3 separate regions of the Homo sapiens genome follow, and regions 2 and 3 are each linked to region 1. The links are chromatin loops, found by intact Hi-C in ENCODE. Cell type or tissue: Calu3. All regions are shown on one strand.

What was found. A loop is a pair of places that touch in the nucleus more often than their neighbours do. Peaks named below come from ENCODE experiments on the same cell type or tissue, not always from the same donor. Only the 100,000 strongest peaks of a DNase experiment are listed, where the experiment ranks them.
Region 2: a loop joins it to region 1, with 6 times the contacts of the local background. A loop is called at or near these places in 2 of 110 quality-filtered maps.
Region 3: it touches region 1 in a loop (2.0-fold over the local background); 4 of 110 quality-filtered maps call a loop at or near these places.

What each region holds. Positions count from the first base shown.
Region 1 is chr3:161,911,707-161,919,706 of GRCh38, reverse strand. No RefSeq gene overlaps it. Among named protein-coding and RNA genes, the nearest start is that of OTOL1, 420 kb to the right of the region's middle. In Calu3, no CTCF peak of the experiment used is centred here; a DNase peak (open chromatin) is centred at 4,796.
Region 2 is chr3:163,487,177-163,495,176 of GRCh38, reverse strand. No RefSeq gene overlaps it. Among named protein-coding and RNA genes, the nearest start is that of LINC01192, 190 kb to the right of the region's middle. In Calu3, a CTCF peak has its summit at 4,769 (motif pointing right); a DNase peak (open chromatin) is centred at 4,766.
Region 3 is chr3:163,030,428-163,038,427 of GRCh38, reverse strand. No RefSeq gene overlaps it. Among named protein-coding and RNA genes, the nearest start is that of LINC01192, 270 kb to the left of the region's middle. In Calu3, no CTCF peak of the experiment used is centred here; no DNase peak of the experiment used is centred here.

The DNA.
Region 1 (8,000 bases):
CATGGAGCCAAATCATGTCAGGTCCCACTTGTCTATTTTTGCTTTTGCTGCATTTGCTTTAGGGGACTTAGCCAAAAATTCTTTGCCAAGGCTGATATTGAGAAGAGTATTTCCTAGGTTGTCTTCCAGGGTTTTTATAGTTTGAGGTCTTACATTGAAATCTTTAATTAATTTTGAGTTAGTTTTTTATATGGTGAAATGTAGGGATCCAATCTCATTCTTCTGCATATGGCTAGCCAATTATCCTAGCACCATTTGTTGAATACGGTGTCCTTTCCCCATTGCTTATTTTTGTCAGCCTTGTTGAAGATCGGATGGTTGTAGGTGTGTGGCTTTATTTCTGGGTTCTCTATTCTGTTGCTTGGTTTGCATGTCTGTTTTTGTACCAGTACAAAGATGTTTCAGTTACTGTGGCTTTATAGCATACTTTGAAGTCAGATAGTGTGATGCCTCCAGTTTTTTTTCTTTTTGGTTAGGATTTCTTTGGCTATTCAAACTCTTTTTTTTTTAGTTCCATATGAATTTTAGCACAGTCTTTTCTAATTCTGGGAAGAATGATTTTGGTGGTTTGATAGAAATAGCACTGAATCTGTAAATTGCTTTGGGCAATATGACCATTTTTATGATATTTATTCTTCCCATTCATGAGTTAATCCACCACAATCAAGTAGGCTTTATTCCTGGAATGCAAGGCTGGTTCCACATATGTAAATCAATAAATGTGATCACCACATAAACATAATCAAAAGCAAAACCAATTTGATCATCTCAATAGATATAGAAAAAGCTTTTGATAAAATCCAATATCTTTTCATGTTAAAAAGCACTCAACACACTAGGCCATTGTAGAAACATACCTCAAAATAATAAAAGCCATCTATGACAACCCCACAGCCAACATCATACTGAATGGGCAAAAACTCAAACCATTACCCTTGAGAATTGGAACAAGACAACGATGCCTTCCCTCACCAATCCTATTCAACATCATACTGGAAGTCCTAGCCAGGGCAATCAGGCAAGAAAAATAAAAGGCATCCAAAGAGGAAAAGGAAAAGCCAAACTATCTCTCTTCCCTGATGATATGATTGTATACCTAGATGATCCTAAAGACTTGGCCAAATAGCTCCTAGAATTAGTAAGTGACTTTAGCAAAGTTTCAAGATACAAAATCAATGTGCAAAAATCAATAGAATTCTACTTGCCAACAACGTCCAGGCTGAGAGTAAAATTAAGAAAACAATCCCACTTAAAATAGCCACAAAGAAAATGAAATAACTAGGGATACAGCTAACCAAAGAAGTGAAATACAGGACTATAAAATATTTCTGAAAGAAATTAGAGACAACACAAATAAATGGAAAAATATTGAAATAGTGGACTTTTTTTCTTTTTTTTAATGGAGACAAGTCTCACTCTGTCACCCAGGCTGGAGTGCAATGGCATGATCTCAGCTCACTGCAACCTCCACCTCTTGGGTTCAAGTGATTCTTGTGCCTCAGCCTCCCAAGTAGCTGGGATTACAGGTACCCGCCATCATGCCTGGCTCATTTTTGTATTTTTGTAGAGACGGGGTTTCATCCTATTGGCCAGGCTGATCTTGAACTCCTGACCTCGGGTGATCCGCCCACCTCGGCCTCCCAAAGTGCTGGGATTACAGGTGTGAGTCACCACACTGGGCCTCGCCTTTTTAAAACTTGTTAACAGCCTGCCCTTCCAACATGCTGTACATATCATGATTGAAGGAACTATGACTAACATTTCACCACTTATCCCTAGCATTTACTTAGCAGTATATATATCTCTAGCTTATATACTGGTGCTTGTATAATATGCTTGTATAATGACCATACTGCTCAAATATATACATATTTATATATATATATATGTATATATCTTATATATATGTATATATATTCTCATATATATATATATATATATATATCCCTAGCATATATATAGTTACTTAGCAGTATATATATCCCTAGCATATATACTGGTGCTTGGCACACAGTATATATGAATAAAATGTGAATTGAAACAGAAGGAAAGAAGGGATAAAGAAAGAATAAAGTGTGGATAATGGAGGATATTGATAATGAAAGTAACAACCACTGACACTACTCTAGGTTTTGGCAAAATACAATCTTGCTGTCTCAATTCAAAACAATGCAATAATCATATTTCCAAGGTTTCTGGATCAGTATGATTTAAAAATTTGTCTCCAATTTTTTCCCATAAATGAATTCCTTCCTGACAGATATGGTATCTCAATTAATGTTCTAAGATTTTTATCCATCAACATCATAATTGAAAAACAAGAATTTTATTAATTTTACTTACACTGTCTTACCTTAAATGTGATAAAGTCTTACCTTTGAGAAGAGCTTTAGTCCATTTTCTCACCTAAAACAAGAGACCTTTTGAGAATATTTAAGAATTGTAGCTTCTGTATAAACTCCTATACTCCCAGGAACTTAGTAACCTAAAGTTAGTAACCTAAAGTTAATTACCAATCCCTTCAGCACAATAGTAATTATACTTTATAAACATGCCAGTTTGCTAATGTCTTTGGAATAAAATAATAACTGAGGTATGGAAATTATATATCAGTCTTATTCCAACTTTACATTTACTTATTAGTAAATGGAGAAAAATGCAACTCAAAGACCATTCTCTGTGTCTTTGTGATGATGAAGCATGGCATTAGTCTTCCCTAGACTATCTAGGTCAACTTGAAAACCTACCGCATCCTCCTGCAAGTCTGACTGTGCATGTGCTCCTATTAGGTACTCCCTTGGCTGTCTTGGAATCCTTCTTATAGACTACTGGAAGAGGTCCATAGCATTTTGAGTCACAGCAGTGTCTCAGAAGAGGAAAAGTAGGTCCTCACATCTGCTTTCAAGTTGCCTTCAAACACGATCACACAAAATAAACTCAACTATGAATACAACTTTTAAGTAAAGCTATGCATTTGTGCAAGGTGAACTGTCTATGCTATGGTGAACATTTAGGAAAAATATAAAAGATTACTTAAAAATGCTTGTGCTTATTTAATATAAGGAAAGTAAGGCCAAAATAAAAGTTTGCTTAAAATCTCAGAGTCTATGGTATGATGACTTTCCATTTGGATTCTTGAAGGCTAAGATTTTGGAAATAACAGTATGAAAATGTTTGGCCTACTGCTACATTTAATAATTGTTCTTGAGCATAAAGTCTTATTCATTTTATGTGAACGCTTTTATATTTCCTAGAAACATTTTAGGACATTTCTTTGTCTGCTGCATCAAGTGATATCCTCTAAAACATTTACAGTTCTGAAGGAGACAATCTATCTGCAGTAAAGAAAGATGTGATTAAGTAGAAAGCCATCTTTTTCAAATGTATTTTCTATTAGAAAAATGTACCCACTTGTTATACAATCTTTTGCTTAGATGACTAGATTGATTTCCCTATTTTCTTTCTAAGGACTTCTAGCTTATAAACTTACAGGAATCTGATTATCTTTAAAAAGCAGTTATAATGCCAGGATTGTTCAATTCAATTTAAAATTTTAAAGTTATTAATCCTTCTTTCTTAAAAATAATTATCAGCAAGAATTAATTTATATTATTAGTGCTAAATAAAACACAATGAATAACTTTTTGTACCTACAAATACAGATACTCAAATCAATGCATCTTTTCTCTCATCTCCAAATTTTTCACATCTCTATAGCATGGCTTTATTCTAAACAGAGGGAACAATTTTATTGTTTGAACTGGTAATGTCATTCCTCTTAGACCTGCCTTTGTTCATTATTTCTATTCCGGTCTTCTTTTTTAGAACTTTGCATTTAGGATTCAACAGAGCTTTCAAAAAGAGAAAAGTGTGTGTCTGAACAGTGGGCCCCTTCTTTAACCCTGGTTGATGGGGTACAGGAATATTTACTCCTAGTAAATGTGTTTCTTATTGCATTTGGCAAGACTCCACAATTCAAATGCCAGTTACTCCCCATGAGCCTTGGATTTGTCAGCTAATTTCAACTAAAAATGATTCCTGCAATGGGTTTCTTCCAATGATTATGCTTAAAAACCAGTTGTCAGAGGGTGTTAAAACAAATTTTTTCCAAAGATTTCTCAGTTGCCTGAAAGCCCGTTTGCACTTCACTGTCACTGAAAAGCCATGATACTCCACTGAGGTGCTCATCAGCAGTCTGTCTCCTGTCTTCCACGGCAGCTGATCTGTGTACTGAAGTGACAACGCTGTGCGGCAATCCCAGCCTTTCTAAGAACCCATCTTGCTTGATTTCTTTTTATTTTTCAAGATAAGGCCCTAGGGAGGGAACTATTGGCAGAACTCTTTATTACCATCATTATTATGACCATTGTCAAACTCTGAGAATTAAGCTGTGTATGTTTTCCTGAGTTTCCTCCCCCTAACCAAAAAGAAAACAAGCCAAAAACAAAAGCAAAAAAAGCAATGGCTTGGCATCCACATCAGCACTTTTAATATAGCTCAAATTAGTTTAGCTATAGCTCAAAAAAAATACTTCATTGTTTCAGGTTGTTAACCACAATGTCTTATAAAATGAAGCATGTTTACTGTCATCTTGCAAAAGTCATTTCTTCCTTTATGAATTTGGCAACGAAGAATTTGAAAGATACCAGTGTGGGTTTGTTATCATGCACCAGCCGAAGCTGTCAGGCCTCATTACCTCCAAGACAAAAATTACAGACTAATGTATTAAATGCTTGAATAGCAACACGCCATGCACCATCTTCATTCTGTGGTAATGGGATGACACCAGCAGCCTGTAAGCTGAACTACAGCCGTCTCCCCTCCCCCTTCGCATTGCGGTGCACAGAAGGAGAGAGATGATAAACATCCAAGTAAAATCGAATTGCTGGATTTATTGCCAGCAGGACCCAGAAGCGCTTCTGTTTCTGTGAATGCAGTGCATTCATTTTAACAAACCCCATTTCAAGGGGTCTGTCACAAAGCAAACACACTTCTTATCTGGCTGAATATTTAACGTAGCAGCTCCAGGTCCCAATTTATCTCCTTTAAAATGGGAACTAGAAGTCAGTTTGAGGGGCTTGTTCAGATTATTTTTAATAAATTACTTTCAATGATTACATTATGATGTCATCCTGGCTGAAGTGGATTGATTTTTAAAAATATTTCTAATACTCCAGTCACTTTTAAAAAAATTCAACTTTGTTTTTCTATGAGGTTTATACTTTCAGACGTTATAGATAAGTCTTTGAACACATTTTACATCCCCAGAATGGAATGATGAGGTCACACTTTAAAACCTACCACACCGACAGTGATGGTGAATTTTCCCTTTTCCTGATTATCAGCCTATCATGCACATCTGGCAAACAAAGAATCCCAAATTATTTTTTCTTGGTTGAATTTAAGCTGCAAACTCCAGCCTTATTGTCCTAATTTGTTAATGTTTATGGTAAAAGGAGGCAATGGAGCTTAAATGTACAGGAGATGATGAATAGGATGGTCTGTCTGTGGTGCACAGGGACTATGAACTTCACCCTGATCTGGAAAATGACTCATTTCCTGGTCTTCACCAGGCAGATGCCTTAGCATGGCTCTCAACTTGAAAATTTCTAAAACTGAAAAGCTATGGAAAACTGATGGGAAAATAGATCATTTGGGAGGGAATAAAAATAAAATAGGAAGAGCATGAGCTCTGGAGCAAGACTGACCCAGGTGTGACTCTGGCTCAATTAATTACCCACTGGGTAGCCTAACCTCAGTTTTCTTTTCTATAAAATGGGGGGAAATAATGCCTACTTCATAGGGCTTTTTGGAAGATTAAGAGATATAATGCATGCAGTTTACCTACAGCATGGCACATTGGAAAAATTCAATGAGTGTTAGCTATTATTATTATGTGATTTTGAATAATTGTTTTAATTCATCTATTAAATATTTTGCTTGCCAAAATATTGAACTTTCTAATAATAGAATAAAAATCTGGGCTATTATACCTACTTATAGCAGTTAAGTTTTTAGTTTAAGATTATCTTTCTGTCTCTGCCTCTGTCTCCCTCTGTCTCTCTTTTTCTCCCTCTCTCTGTACTGATTAATTATACTAAATGTCTGTTCAGCTGTGAACAGCTTCCAAGTAATGAGGCTTTGTATACGCAACACTGAGTTCTTATGGATATATGTTTCACCTTTTCTCAAGTACCCTTCTCCCTACTTCTATGACTGTACCATGGCTGGTTATGAATCAACCAAAATGAAAATAAATACTTTAATGTCCATTCATGTTTTAGTTCAATATTTAGAGCTTAGTTTAACCTAACAGTTTTTTTAATTGAGCATTTATGATAATCCACTATATGTTAGGTGCTAGAATAGATCATCAGAACACTGTCTTTTCCTTCCAAGAGGGTGCATTCCAAAAGGGTGAAATAAAATGATAACCAAATGATTAAAATATAAAATGAAATGGCACAAGAGCCGTGTGAAAAAAAAAGTCTTAAGGAAATTTTATGTATTATGGGGATCAGAAACAGCTTCTATGAGATGGCATTTGGCATGAGCCTTGATGTTGGTGTAGCGTCCCTTTAAGTTGAAAAAAATGGGGTCGGTTAGGGGAAGAATGGGTACAAAAGAGAGGGGAACAATTTAAGCAGAGCAACATTTGTGTATATGGAGTAGGAGATATAAATCATATTGTAGAGGATCTTGAATTCTTAGGTAAGATTTTGTCGTTAAATTACAAGCAATGGGCAAACATTGAAAATGTTTGAACAAGGAAATAATATGACTTTGAAAAATCTGCCTTAAAAAGATGAATCTAGCAGCAATGTGAAGGCAATAGGGTAATGGATAAAGAGATATTGGGACATCAGTAGAATCCTATTTCAGAAAATAATTAATAAGGGCCTGAACCATAAGTCTCTAGGTGGTACTACACAGTTATTCTGGTAAAATACCTGTTACAGAACTTTGTTCAATTAGGTACTTAACAATTGTGAAGGGGATGGATGGTTTCATATGAAATCACTAGGTAATCTCTTCTTTTTCTGCATGCCACCTCATTATCATATTCTATTTCCCACATATGAGTAGAAAAGACTAAGATGGCAACTCTCTCTTACCTGATCCTTTCAGTGCAGCATTAGAAACAGGGCATAGTATCCTCTTTTTTTGCACTGTAGAGAAAATGGTGATCAGTGTAACTGATCCCATTCCTGGAGTGCTCTTTTCTGAGAAGCTGTTAAAGGCCATGTAAGGCACCAAGCAGGCTTGGAATATGTCTCCTTTTCTTCATTCTTGAAAAATAAGTAATTTTTTCTCCAATACACTCAATGTGGTCTTTTAATAATCCTTCAATAGCCCTCTGAAGAAAAACTTTGTGCAAGAATTATCATCCTGTCCTTACAGACAGGGTAAACTGAGACAGGGAGATTGAGGGCCTTGCCTGGGGTCCTGTAGCAAGTCAATTTACAGGTAGAAATAGTCATCTTTACTGCAACTCCAACCCCTTGGTGTAATGTTACAACATTGTGCATATGCTTCTTGTGAGTTGTGTGAATGGCACTAAGTTTTAAAGTGATACCAACATTTTAGGTGCTGATAAAGATACTTCAACATTATAAATGTCACAGAAGAAAACTAAGTTCTCTAAGAGTTAGATCATTGGATTATACTCCCATCTCTCCCTCTTCCTCATATGTATAACTTATTTATAAGTTTCTAATGTAATTTATACTTAGCCTTTAAGGTTTTACTTTATCAAGTTCTCCCAAAAGCTGAAGTTTATGCAGTGTAAGATTCTGCCCAGTATGATAGCATGCTTTGCAGAATCATGTAATACATATTTCTTATCTTATGGATCTCACAATTATGTTGTAATAATAATATACACAAAAAGGCTGAAACTCTAGATAGGATATTTAGAGAATTCTGTACTTATATTTGTTAGAAATGTTTTAGTCTACAAATAACAGAAAACCAAACTGCCAGGGACTTAAATGATAAAG
Region 2 (8,000 bases), 1.6 Mb before region 1:
AACTAATTACAAAATCAATAAGCAGAGACCCCAGAACATTCTGAATGATATGGAATATATATATATATTTAAAGGAAAAAATAGACATCTGTATGAAATGAATTAACAGTGTAAAAATAAATCAAGAGATTTAACACTGTAAGTGGAGGCATTACTTTATGTTCAAAGTTTAGTTAGTTTGAAATAGGTATTTAAGAACCAAGTTCAGGAAACTAGTTTAGAAATTATTCAAGTGTGAATAAGAAAGCCTAGATTAATGTTTTGGGTACACATTGACAATGTGTGAAACCCTGAGAGCTTTAACCCTCCGTAGCTCATATTTCCTTTTACAAAAGGGAAATATTAATAAACCATAAAACTGTTGTGAGAATGTACTGTAACAAAAACCGAAACACAAAGTAGCATCCAATAGCATCAAAACTAATCTTAGCTATAAATATTATTACTAATACTGTCATCATCATTGAACTCTTCATGGAAGTTAATTCTGATACTTATGGAGATACTACCATTTACCTAGAGAAGGTAAATTATTTTGCACAGTGTTTGTCTTTGGCACGTAAGATGACATTTCTTGAAAGAATATGTTATCTGAAACTAATTTACACTTAGTACAAAACAGCTGCATCAAGGTATCATAAATTACAGCCAAATGTAATAAAAACAGCTACACAGACACAAAATATTTATATTATCTGCCTATATTAGTCCTAAATCAATTATTTAAAATGGGTGATTGGGGTGATTATGAATAAAATCTCTTCATATTTCTTTGTAACACAGACATGAATAGACCTGAGTCAAGGCATTTGTATAAGAATAAAATGTGAGTATAAATATAAAATTAGAACATTCATTACTAATTATTATTATTATTATTTTTTTGAGACGGAGTCTCATACTGTTGCCTAGGCTGGAGTGCAGTGGCTCGATCTCAGCCCACTGCAACCACCACCTCAGCATTCTCCTGCCTCAGCCTCCCGGGTAGCTGGGATTACAGGCGCCCAAGTAGCTGGGATTACAGGCACCCATCACCATGCCCAGCTGATTTTTTGTATTTTTAGTAGAGACAGAGTTTCACTATGTTGGCCAGGCTGGTCTCAAATGCCTGACCTCATGATCCACCCGCCTCAGCCTCCCAAAGTGCTGGGATCACAGGCGTGAGCCACTGTGCTTGGCCAAAATTGCTTTTTACTGTCAGTGTTTCTGTGGTTATCAGTGAATGATCTACAGAAGCACATATAAAAATATTTACCATCAGAAATTGGCACAAAGAAATTTTTCTAGGTATTATCAAGTGCTTTAAAAGGAATGCAAATAATTCTCTTCACTTTCTAATCAAAAAAATTGTATAAGATTCAGCCTTTATTATCCCCAGATTAATGATAAATCTGACACATCTCTTGTTTCTATAAATGTAAGGTCATTAATTTTAATGACTTTATTATTATTTTAAACTTTCTGGGGGATTTTTTTGTTTATTTGTTTCCTCTCAACTGTGTTCTCTTTCATTATTCTTTTCTAAATATTTTCACATTATGAAACTCAAGTTTCTTTTTGGTTGAATTTATTACTGAATTTTAGCATTTAGATACCTTGGTATTAGAACTGCCACAATCAGGACACAGAACAATTCATTCATCATTAATAACTCTATTATGCTATCCCTTCAACCCTGTCCTCTTGCAACCACTTTTCTGATCTCTGTCATTATAATTTTGGCTTTTTGAGAATGTTGAATAATAGGAAAATAAGATATGTAACTTTTGTGACTGACATCTTTTACTCAGCAAAATTCCTTTGAGATACATCCAAAACACTAGGTGTACTAAAACTATTTCTTTTTTAGTGCAGAATAGCATTCTTCTGTATACAAGAGTTTATTTATTCATTTACCTATTGGAGGCAGTTAGGGATATTTACCATGTGAGGAAATTATGAAGAGAACCAGAGTACAGTTAGAGGTGAGCGATTTCTGTTGCCACTAACTTTATACCACTTGTTGATCTAATTGCATGGTTCATAGTAGTATCTGACAGAAAAGGAAGTTATGCATTTACCATTGCTGTTCAAATAATCTGAAAATGTTCATAGACTGATGTAGGCCTGAACAATCTGTCATCTAGAAAAAACCACACAGACATTGAGATAAGGTATGCAATAAGAGGCCAGTCTTTATTGTTAAAAAGGAAGTGTAGTTTCAGCCAAAGTGCAGATTTTACACAAGGTGTTCTGTGCCAGACTAATTGTGTCATTATAGGTTGAAAGGCCCACAGAAATATAACCTGGAAGAATTCCACTCTAAAGATCAAGGATCCACATGTGAGTTTAGTACTGGGGAAAGTGGTATTCTTCAGAATTTCAGGAATCGCTAGAAACTAAGAACACCTGCACCAGTACCCTTGAAGCAAATGGGCAGAGTGATGGGCATGCCAGTGACTAAACAGAACAGATTAATAACCCTTGAGTTTTTGGAAATATTAAGTAAAAGGAATTCTGGAAAGAATGATTCTGAGAAGAAGAGTTTTAAGTAAATAAGTGTGTGTGTTGGGGGTTGACTCAAAGTAAGTGCTATCCAAACATTAAGAGGGAGTTTATTTTACAATCCTCACATTGCTGAGAGGATTCAAAGGGAAACAGGTATGTGTTACACCGCTACAATGAACTCATTTTTGACAAAGGTGCCAAGAACACACACTGGTGAAAAGACAGTCTCTTCAATAAATGGTGCTGAGAATACTGTATATCCACAGGCAAAAGACTGAAAGTACATATAGAAAAATCAAATCAGCATGGATTAAAGACTTAAATCTAAGACCTCAAACTATGGAACTACTACAACACACACACACACACACACACACACACAAAATGGAGAAACTCTCCAGGAAAAATTTTAGTCTTGGCAAAAATTTCCTGAGTAATACCACACAAGCACAGGCAATCAAAGTAAAAATTGACAAATGGGATCACATCAAGTTAAAAAGCTTCTGCACAGCAAAAGAAACAATAAAGGGAAGAGACAACCCACAGAATGGGAGGAAATATTTGCAAACTACCCATTTGATGAGGGATTAATAACCAGAGTATATGAGGAGCTCAAGAAGCTGTATAGGAAAGAAATATCATAATCCAATTTAAAAATGGTAAAATATTTGAATAGCCATTTCTCAAAACAAGATGTGCAAATGAGAAACAGGCATACGAAAATGTGCTCAACATCATTCATCATCAGAGTAGTGTATATCAAACTACAATGTGATACCATCTCACCCAGTTAAAATGGACTCTATACAAAAGACAGGCAATGACAAATGCTGGTGAGAATGTGGAGAAAAAGGAAAGCTTGTACAGTGCTGATGGGAGTGTAAATTAGTACAACAACTATGGAGAACAGTTTGGAAGTTAGTTAAAAAACTAAAAATAAAGCAATGATATGATCCAGGAATTTCACTCCTGGGTATATACTCAAAAGAAAGGAAATCAATATTTTGAAGAGATATTAGCACTCCCAAGTTTGTTGCAGCACTGTTCACAATTGCAAAAATTTGGAAGCAACCTAAGTGTTCACTAACAGATGAATAAAGAAAGAAAGTGTGGTAGATATACACAATACAGTACTGTTCAACCATAAAAAATGAGATTCTGTCGTTTGCAACAACATGGGTGGAACTGGAAGTCATTATGTTAAGTGAAATAAGCCAGACACAGAAAGACAAATATTGCATGTTCTCACTTATTTGGGGAATCTAAAAATCAAAATAATTTAACTCATACAAACAGAGAGTAAAATGATGGTTACCAGATGCTGGTAAGGTTAACTGGAGCAAGGTGGGTTTTGGAAGGTTAACAGGTACAAAAAAAAATAGTTAGAAAGAATGAATGAGACTTAGTATTTGATAGCACAACAAGGTGACTATAATCAAAATGTGTTAATTGTACCTTTTAAAATAATTAAAAGAGTACAGTTGGATTGTTTGTAGCACAAAGGATAAATACTTGAGGGAATGTATATGCCATTTCCCATAATGTGATTATTATGCATTGCGTGCCTGTATAAAAACATATCAGGTACTTTATAAATATATACACCTACAATATACCCATAAAATTAAAAATTAAATCGTAAAACAAATACGTATGTGTTAATATTTATATGCCTTTATGATAGAGACAGGAGGCAGCCAAATGCCCAGGCAGATAGGTGCGGGTACTTGGTGAAACCCCAACTCCAAACCAAAAAACTTTAAAGCCTGAAAACCAAGCTACAAGTTAAATCCTTGGACTGGACTGAGAACTTGTCTTCCTGTTTAGCATTGCTTTTTTCTGATTGACCCCCACCCTTCACCTATTTTAAATATACTTGCCCTTTTCTTATTGGTTTTCTATACTGTCATGCCAATCTTTGAGTAGTGTCTTTGCTTTAACCTTTTCTGCATACTCACAAACCAATCTCCATGCACTCACCATCCTGTGCTTATAAAGATCCCAGACTCAGTTAGTAGAGAAGGAGATGGCCTGACTTCAGGGAAGAGACAACCTGACTTTAGGAAAGACGACCTTCCCTTCCTGTCCCCTCTCCAGCTCCCCTCTCTGCTGAGAGCCATTTCATCACTCAATAAAAGTCTCCACCTTCACCATCCTTTAATCATCCATGTGACCTCATTCTTCTTGGACACAGGGCAAGAGCTCAGAACCCACCAAGTGCTGATACCCAGAAAGGCTGTCACACCAGTCCTTTGCCCTCACCAGCAGAGGGCAGCCAACCCACATGATGAGGCAAGGAGCCAACTCAGCAGCTAATAATACACTGCCATCTGTGGATGCTTGAACTAAAGGAGCACTGTAACACCTGCTCTGGGGCTTCAGGGTTGTGGGCATCCTCACCTGGGCACTGCTATGTTCTCCTCAAGACCACATGGCTGATCAGGCCACAGGCCCCACATGGAGTGTGCTCCTGTGTCAGTGCCTGGAGCAGCTGGCCAGATTCTGCACTTGCTCACTCATGTGCTCCCTCCCACAAAGGGTTGAGCACAGTGGGCTGAATAGTTGGGGCGCTCCTTTCATGATTCCGGCAAAGGGCCCTAGAGAAATCCTGCATCACTTAGGTCCTAGCACTATGACTTATTACCATACATTACACTTTGATTCATCATCAGATAAATAATCTTGTAAAAAAAGAAACCCTCTTGCAATGACAACCAAATAGGTCTAATTCAGATATAACCCAAAAATATACATTAGGCCGGACATGGTGGCTCATGTTTGTAATCTTAGGATTTTAGGAGGCTTAGGTGAGAGGATCTTTTGGGTCCTGGATTTCGAGTTTATAGTGAGGTGTGATTGTGTCAATACACACTAGCCTGGGTCACAGAGTGAGACCCTGTCTCTAAAAATATATAGAGATAGATATTCAGACATATATATTATTGAGCATGAGAGTTCTCCCTGCTGATTTTCCACCATTACATATGGTTATTGTCATCTATTAATGCTTTCAGTTTTCTATTGTTATTTAAGGATAAACTTGAACCATATTAGGAATAAAAGAAAAAAATTCTTATCTTTTGTATTTGAACTTTATAATTTTCTAAGGCAACTCAAATATTTTTGACAAAAAATAAACATAGTGACCACTTTCAGCAGGCACTGCTATGTTTTTTCAATTAATATCACAAATATATACCTAAATTTGTCAACAGATTCTGTGAAGTAGTTTATTCATTCCATATACATTTTTTTTTCCGTGAGGAATTATGATGTTGTGAAAGGAAAGTAAAATATGACAATTTTTGAAAAGAATTATGTTCACAAAATATAAACATTTTATCTATATCTATATTTCTCCATGACCAAAGTATATTTTCTGATTTCTTAGTGAAGATAAACATTTTATTTCTCCCATATAATCAATAAATTATTAGTAACAAAATGAAGTTACCATCTTAAGCTATCTGTTAGTACAAAAAAGAAAAATGTAAATTAGGAATATTTGGTGATTTTGAGATTAAGGTTTAGGGTTGTTGTGTCAGAATATTGTAGGCCACTTACATTGTTTTGTCTGGTCAAACTTCCTCATGAATACTGGCATGAAAACTGTCCTTTTGGTAAAATTTTTCTCCTGTCACTGACAGCATATATATCAAATAGGTGTTACCATATTCTTAAAAATCTCATCTATTTTAATAAAATCTAGACACTAACTAAAAGCATTCCTGGATTATTTAAATCAATATATTAAAAAACTTCCTTTAAGGAATAGGTATATGTGAAGTTCAGACCATTTAGTTTGTCATTATCACACATATTTATAAAAACTTCACCTGTAATGGAAACAAATAAAACAACCATTGATATAGTTTGGCTCTGGGTTCCCACCCAAATCTCATGTCAAATTGTAATCCCCAGTGTTGGGGGAGGGCCACGGTAGGAGGCAAATGGATCAAGGAGGTGGATTTCTCCCTTGCTGCTCTTGTGATAGTGACTGAGTTCTCATGAGATTTGGTTGTTTAAAAGTGTGTAGCACTTCCCCCTTCTTCCTCTTTCTCCTGCTCTTCCATATGAAGATGTGCCTACTTTCCTTTTGCCGTCTTCCATGATTATAAGTTTCCTGAGGCCTACCCTGCCATCCCAGCCATGCCACTAGTATAGCGTGCAGAAATGTGAGTTAATTAAACAGCTTTTCTCCATAAATTATCTGGTCTTAGGAATGTCTTTATAGCAATATGAAAATGGACTAATACAACCGTGTTGAAAAAAAGCAGAGATTTAAACAAGAAGAGAGAGCTCTGATGGTTTTCAATTTCATGGTATCCATTTTCATTGAAGAGTAGCTCTCTCCATGTTCTTCACTAAGATTTATCCTTTTATCTTTCTTATGAGAGATTCTAGCATCCTTTCCAAACTGATACCACATATATATTAGATAACATTTCAGTTCAATACCTTGCATTCAAAATAATTAAGACTGTTATAAAATTATAAGTTCATGTCTTAAGAATCCATTTTATCAGACCTGGCATGGTGGTTCACACCTGTAATGCCAGCACTCTGGGAGGCTGAGGCGGGCAGATCACGAGGTCAGGAGTTCGAGACCATCCTGGCTAACACGGTGAAACCCTGTCTCTACTAAAAATACAAAAAATAGCCCGGTGTGGTGGCGGGCACCTGTAGTCCCAGCTACTCGGGAGGCTGAGGCAGGAGAATGACGTGAACCTGGGAGGCGGAGCTTACAGTGAGCCGAGATCACGCCACTGCACTCCAGCCTGGGCGACAGAGCAAGACTCCATCTCAAAAAAATAAAAAAATAAATAATCTGTTTTATCAGTGTTATATGTATGGCATTATGTACTTTTAATATTCATTCTGTGAAAAATAAGATATTTCCCAGAGTTATGCTCATTTAAATACACCAACTCACTCGGAGATGAGTGAATTAAGATAACAAAATCCTTTTTGCATTTGTAAATGCTAACATTTCCTAACATGAGAGGCTGGATTAATAGTCTTTTGGCCTTTGTATTATAGAAATAGATTCTATAATCTACGTTTTATTTGAAGAACAGTAATTTGAAGTTTAATATTTTTACTTTAAATGATACACCCTCCAATGCATTTGTTATTAATATTTGAATACTGTTTGAAGTTGGTGGCAAGCAATTGTTTTCTGTAAGAATAACACTAGATTTATTGTATTATATGAAAAGATTATTTTATAGTAGTCACCGAAGTTAGAATTAGCCTATAATATCCTTGCATCATCAGTTGGTGCATTAAGATTCTTTAGCAAATATTCCACCTTTCATTACAGGAAAATAAAAACATATGTTACACTTCAGCAGTTTTACAAATGCTGAAGTGCTTAAGAGCTAATGGTAGATTTGCACTAGCTCGTGTGACCCACTAAAAAGCGTTTTCAGGCTAATGATCTGAAGAGTAAACATATGTCAACATAAAATCATTGGTTTCTTACTTGAGTTAAAAGATTCTTTCTTAGACAA
Region 3 (8,000 bases), 1.1 Mb before region 1:
CACAGAACTCTGCTTTGGGAAAGAATCAGTAGGCCTGTTCTAAGAACCACGAGAAATCCAGGGTGGCTGCATCAGGGTGAGCCAAGGATGTGAGGAGCATAAGCGGGGCTGAGAGACGTTCTATAAGGCACAACCTTGGGGCAGAGGGAGACTTTTGGAGTTCTGTGTAAATGTAGAGAGATAAAAGATAAAAGTGAAGGTTTGTTGTTGTTATTAAGCAAGAAGTAATTTCATCAGTTATATTTCAGAAGCTCACTGTGGAAACAATATCGAGGAAAACAAAAATGGAAAAAGGAAGACACTGTCACAGAAGTATAAGTGAAAGATTGTGAAGCCTAGGCTAGAGTTGCAGCCATGAATATAAAGAGAAGTCAATGGATTTGCAAAATATTTTCAAGTTAAATTGTATAGAATATGTTAATAGTTTGAATTTATTAGGTAAAAGAAAGAGAGGGATCAAAGAGTAATCTCCAGATGTAGCTTGGAGGGCTTGACACATAGTAGTGCCATTTCCTTTGATGAGAAAGACAGGATAGAAGAGCAGGAGGTTGGTAAGGTGAGGACAATCAAGAATCTCCCTCTGTACATGGAGCAGACACATATATGACAATGAAATGGATGTGACAGGGTGGGCAAACTAAAATATTATAATGTATAAGACAGAAGTATGAGATAGAGATGTGGATTTAGAGACGGTGTATGTATGTAAAATCATAGAAAAGACAAGATTACCTATAAAGTATAAAGATGATAAGTGAAATAAAAGCACATAAAAAATAATAAACCAGGTACTCTCTGAATACAACAGTCAGATTATTCTATACAGTATCGGGAGAACAATAACTGCAGAATCTCAGTGACTTAACAAAAGCCAATGCTTACTTTTGGTTCACAATACATATCTTTTCTGAGTTAGCTGAAGCCCTAGTCTTGTCCTCATCTGAGGAATCTGGCTGAAGAAGAAGACATTATCTGGGCCCTTAAATCTTCTGCTCAGAAGTGCTTCACATCACTTCCCATCATATGTTACTGAACAAAGCTCACTGGACAGGCAACATTGACATCAATGTGGTAGAAGGTTTACTTGTGCTTAGGAAAGAGGCTCCAGGGAGAGGATGTAAACAATCTGAACAACAATAAAATTGACTTCATACATAAAAGCCTACTCTCTCCAAAATTACATATGGCTTGAATATCTATGCTTTATATTCACCTTATATATATTTGTTCAATGCTTATGTTTCAGTGGTTTGTTAATTTCCTTTTATTTTTATCATAATACACATGTCAAAAACATTAAGCCATACAGAAAGGCTTAGACTGAATAGTAGCCATCTCCAGAACCATTCTTCCTCACCTCCAGTCCTACATCTAAATGGCAAAAAATTTAACTTTCCACTTCTCACCAAGGTGTAATTGTAAATGTGAAATGGAAATGTAAGCAAAATTAAAATGTAAATGTTCAGACCTAATATATGTTTTTGCCTATCTGGTAAATAACATATTGTTTGTCAGAATTTGCATAATTTTTATTTATATTTGTGTCACAGCTTTGGTTATCAATTGAATCCTCTGTGTATCCCAATAGTTAGCAAGGTTTATAAATATTACATTCTAAAACAGTTGTTATATTTAGTATTTACATATCTGAAAGGAAAAAATGGAAAAATAAAAAAAGTGACTATATTATTTGTGTAATTTAACCCATTGATTTCATATGATTAGAAATTATGAGTCATAGGTTATTTTCCAAAAATAAATCAATTATTTTCTTTTGCTGAAGAAAAATATTCTCAACATCTCCAGTGACTGAACTGCATTCTTCAAGGATACAGGTAGTTTTAATTTGAACAGTTTATGGAAGAATTGATTTACTTATCTTTTAAAAAGGACTGATGACATGCAAATTCATGAAGCATTCCCTATTTATTTATTTTTATTTGTTTTTAAAAAAGGACTGATGAAAATGGACTGGATTTAAGTGAAAACGACAAACCCGTATTTCTTCTGGTTCCTAGGAGTATCACCAGAGATATAAAGTGGCAATGTATTTTATGTATTCCACTGCCTCTTTACACTTTGCATAGACAATATGTGCTTGATAAATTGTGAAATTCTGGGAGGCTTCAGTTTGAAAGATGTTGAAAGTACAAACAGGAATTAAGATAATTTCTGTAATATCTGTGTAATAGAAAAGTCTTTTGAGTTTAGAGTCAGTCTTGTGGTTACTTTTCCTTACAAAAATCTGGGCATCACGAGATCATCCCTGCTATAAAAATTATGTACATAAATCTGAGCAAAAATCAGAGCAACAAAAGCAGGACCATTCTACAGAAGTAAGGGTTTGCTTGCGATTTTACTGATAAGCAAGAAAACAAAGGGCTCCTTTTTAGAACTTTGAACTAGGAAATCAGAAAGTTAAACCTTGTCCATATTTGACTGTTTTTATAGGTTTAACTTTTCATTTCTTAGTTTCTAATACTCTACTATATATACTGGGTTACAGTCTAATTAATATTGAACAATATAGAAAATTAATATTAACTAAACTGACACAAGAAAACAATCTCCCCAGAAGAAACCCTTCCTGTTCAGTATATGCTTAAGTTCAACAAACTATAGAGCAAACTATATTTGCTTAGTATTCTATAGTGCAGGTTTTGGCATCTTCCCATAAAAGGTGTTTGAATAAATTCTCAAGGTAAATAATTTCTCTAAGTAGTTTTAAAGATTAATATATCAACAGAGAATACTCCCCAACTGCCAATTTCAATTAAGATGTGTTGAAAAGTAAGAACCAACTCAGTAAGAATCAGCCCTCATACAATTATGACTTAGAAAAGGCTGTCTTACCTCTTTCAGACATATTTCATGTTGTCAGACAAATGGATGGCTAAGAGTTCATATTCTACCTTTTTCTTTGCATTACCCATCGAGGTTAAACATTTGATGTCCATATGAACTACATTTTCAGGGGTTCCTTGTATATTTTACAGATTATAGCAAGATGTGTGCTCCCATTTCATAAAACCTGGCAAGATTCTACAAAATAAAGTTAAGTAACCCAACTTCATCCAGACTACAAGAATAAGCTTTTCATCTCCAAAGTCTTCTGGTATAAGGAAGTTAAAATTAAACCTAAGGTATTTTACTCACACACTTTGCAATTCCAGAGTATAATGAGACATTTCCTTGTTAGAATATATCTCAGTCTGCTTTTTAAAAGTTTGGCAGTTTAAATAGTAAGTATTGCCATGTTTTCTCTGTTTGATTTAAAAAAAATAAAACAAAATAAGACAAAAAAACTTGGCATCCAGTGATAACATATGTTTGTATACACAGGACTTGAATGTGTGTTTGTATGTTGTATTCCTAAGTAGGCAAAACCAAGGGGTAAGGAAGAACAGATATAGAAGAAAAAAGTAGAAGGGAAGAAATATTTACACTTAGTATGGTAGATAGACAGATAGAAAGATATATAGATAAAATTTTGCCACAAAAAGATAAAAAGGAACGGGAAATCAGGAAAGATTTGTGGTGACAAATTTTTCACTCTCTCCTGTCTCTTTCAAACTTGACCCTCTCCTCAACTCTACGCCTGGGTCCTAAATCTCAAACAACCCACAGCCTTGCTTCTGAGGGAGGTTTCAAATTTCACAGTTGTTATGGGCTGAATTGTGTCTTCCCAAAATTTGTATGTTGAAGCCCTAACCCCCAGTACCTCAGATTGAGATTATATTTGTATATAAATTCTTTAACGAGGACATAATGTTAAAATGAAGCTATTAGGTTGGACCATGAACCAATCTGACTGGTGTCTTTATATGAAGAGGACATTTAGACACATGAAGAGACGCCAGGATGCATATGCACAGAGAAAAGACCATGTGAGACACAGAGAGAAGGACTCATCTGCAATGCAAAGCTAGAGGCTTCAGAAGATACCAAGACTGTCCAACCTATCAACGTCTTGATCTTGGACATCTCACCTCAACAACTGGGAGATAGTAAATTTCTATGTTTAAGCCATCCTGTGTGTGGTATTTTGTTAGGAAAGCCTGAGCTGACTAAATACAACTGCTGACCTGGGAACAATTACCTGATCATATTTTGATATATAATCCCAAATTATTTAAAATACTGGAATAAAGGAGAGTAATGGTTCTAGTTGTCAATCATGTGCCATACCACTCCAAAACTCATTGATTTACAAAGATAAATATAAAATTCTTACTACTTTTATTTTCTTTATTTGGAATTGTTTGGTAAAAATGTAGGTCCCTGGATAACTTTCTTTCCTTTCTCCCTCAATCAAAATGGCTATACATTTAGTTAAATTTTCTTTCTAAAATGCATCCTTTATAGTAAGTTTTGATGTATTTTTACAGTGTTTAAATTTTTATATGGCATGATGTATCAGTCCGTTCTCACGCTGCTACTAAAGACATTCCTCAGACTGCGTAATTTATAAAGAAAAGAGGTTTAATTGACTCACAGTTCAACACGGCTGAGGAGGCCTCACAATCACAACAGAAAGCAAAAGAGGAGCAAAGGCATGTCTTACATGCCTGTAGGCAAGAGGGCATGTGCAGGGGAACTGCCCTTTATAAAACCAACAGATCTTGTGAGGCTTATTCACTATCACAAAAACAGCATGAACAAGATTTAATTACCTCCCACCAGGTCCCTCCCAGGACATGTGGGGATTATGGGAACTATAATTCAAGATGAGATTTGGATGAGGAAACAGCCAAACCATATCACATGCATTCTTGTTGATTAGAAGAATGTCTATATTGCCCATAAATCATAGAGAATGAGGTAAAATTATTTTGAGTACTTTATAATTTCTGAGATGCTTTTTTCATATACGTGTATATATATAAATATATGGCACAGAGTGCAACATCCATCTATTTTATTTTCCCAAACAATTTAAAATTGCACACCTGAGTTGGCCTTTTTAAACCATTTGGTAGTAAACTACTCAGAGCTCAGAAATTCAAGGAAAACTTGTTTTGTATTGAGGCTGCAGAAGCCTTTCCCTTAATTATATTACATTTGAAATATCTGCACTTCATTATTAATATCTTATTTATGCTAGTTTATTCATTATGCTATAGGGTCCAGTCTGACCATTTGTATCAGATGGTTTTATGGACATTTTTACTTTCTCTTTGAAATTCTTAATTAAAATTTTTGAAAAAGATTAATGGTTGGGTTTACTGTAGTTTATTCTTCCAAATATTAAAAATTTCAATATCTACAATAATAGCTGTTTAAATAATAGAAAATCTTAATATCTATAAAAATAGCTATTTAAGTAAAGCAATTTAAATAATAGATTGTTATTTATTCCATCATATTCAATGACTAAACAAGTCCATAAATACCCATGTTTTAAAAATTATTCAGAGTACATGTAATTATCATTAAATATTGGAGAATATTATGGGTTTAATCTGGGGAAAAATTGATATGTTTATATGTTAATGACCTAACTATTTGGTCCTTAAACAAAACCAAGATATATTGATATTTTTGTTTTTACGTAAATTTGAAATTTGAACATTTTGATAATCTTTTAAAAGTATACTTTTCCTAATATATAAAAGTCATGCTGATATGCTAGAATCATATAGTAAGAAATATTTACTCAGTAACCATTATATGTCTATAATACATTTTGTTAATGAATCCCCAACCCTATGTCCAACACCTCTATCCCTTTGCACATCCTGCTGTGGAGGCAGGGCAGCAGGTGACCATGCAGCTTAAGGTCTCATTATGAAATTGATATTGTGTCAAGCATCTAGCCATAAATTTCTGCATGTGCCATAGCAAAATATTAGTAAAGAAAAATGATAAATAAGCTATTAAGCAGAGGTAGATCTGGAAGGTATAAGTAAGTTGCATAAGCAGGGGGCTCAGACCACATCAATACCAACTCCTGTTGCATTGCCCTCCCTGCCTAAATCCATGTTTATGTACTGCTAGGGTACTCTTCTTGAACAGTTGATTGAGGGAAAAGAAAATCTTCAGCCTGATTTATATGTGGTTATGTCTGACATGCTGATACCATCTGAAAGTGGACAAATACAACACTACACACTTTCACAGGTTACCTTGAAGGACAGTGGTGAAAGAACATCCTTCTAGTAAGCAGAACTTTGAAGGGTACTTTTGGAGGCCTATTATGTATGAAGTGATAGGTGACCTTTCAATTTATACTATAATTTATAGATATGTGATAGGTGACCAGAAACACCGATTTGCATTGATTTAGGGGAAGTACTATGGTTTGTTTGGATGAAACAGGATTGGAAGATTAGTAATAAGTGAAAAAAGTATCATAATGAAATTTCCAGAAGAAGCCTACACTGTGAAGAGGTTTGTGTCCCATATGTTTGGAGACACATAGTATCCATAACAGAGAAGGATTTTAATAATGAGGTGAACAAAATGCCATGTTCTGTGGATGTCATAAGTCTTTTCTTGGTCATTCCTGTGCTTGGTCAATGGATGCATAAATATACTGGCCATGGTGGCAGACAAGAAGGCTACACATTACCTCAACAACAGACATTCAATTACCTAACTGAAAGGTAGAATTGCTTGCTGAAGACTCAGTTACAGTACCAAGTGGAAGATAACTACCTGAAAAAACTAGGATATTGTCTTGCAGTTGCTACATGTATATTGAATTAGCATTATTAAAGTTGTGCCCCCTTATTTGTGGTTTTGCTTTCTGCAATTTCAGTTATCCATGATCAAACATTGTCTTACAGTATTTTCAGAGAGACAGAGTCTACATTCACATAACATTCATGACCATATATCATTATACTTTTTCTATTTTATTAGTATTTATTATTTATCATTGTTGCTAATTTTTTACTGTGTTAATTTTAACTTTATCATAAGTATGTAGGTATAGGAAAAATGGCATATATAGGGTTTGGTACAGTCCACGGTTTCAGTCATCCACTGGGCGTCTTAGAATTCATTCCCTACTGATAAGCAGGGACTACTATGATCGGTGCTTTCTCCCCCATATCCAGGATATGTGGATCTAGAACTCAAAGAGTAGAATTCTGCTACTATCTAATAGTAGAGGAAGTGGCTCCTCTCACTAGTAGATACTTGCAGAATTTTTGCTTTTCTTCATTCCTATGCCACCGAACCAACAAGCAGAAAAAGGAGGGGCTCTAAGGGATAGAGTGATCAAATTACGAAGGGGAAATTCAGTTGCTACTAGACAATGAGGGCAAGAGGACTGTGTCTCGCACCAAGGAGAGTATTTGGAGTGTCTCTTAATACTTCCTTGCCAGATACATACTTCAGTTTATGATTTTGAAATGGTCTATGAAAAATAATATTTTTGAGCATAATATTGTACACTAATATTTTCCATTTTATTTTGACAATGCTAAGGAGAGAAAGCATGTTTTGCAAGTTTTACAAGTCACTATTATATATAAATACATATATTCATATATATTAATATGTAATACTATAGATTATAATTATATTGTATACATTTTATAGATTACATGTGCTATATAATTACATGGAATATATAAATATAATAATGTATGGTTAAAGATTTATTGGGATTTGATGTTTTTACAACTTATTTTATACTTTAAAAGAAGCCCAGAATTTCTACACTTCCTCTAAAGAAAAAAATGTGTAAACATCACCTTAATAGATGTGTAGAACTTCTGCCCAAACCTTTACTTACATAAAATAACATATTATTTTAAAACATACTACTCCCTTGGGGCTGATAAAGAGAACAAACATGTAACTCCTTTCATTGTTAAATTCAGCACAGCCAACTTAAGAGCTTTACAATCCTCAGGGCTGTAGTAATAAATGCCTTTCAAAGTTACTGTCAACTTTCTTTTATCTCCCTGTTGAAACTGTGATGGTAGATATAGCTCTGTATCCTGTAGGAATTTCATGTTTTTATCACAAGATTGTTATATTTTCTTATA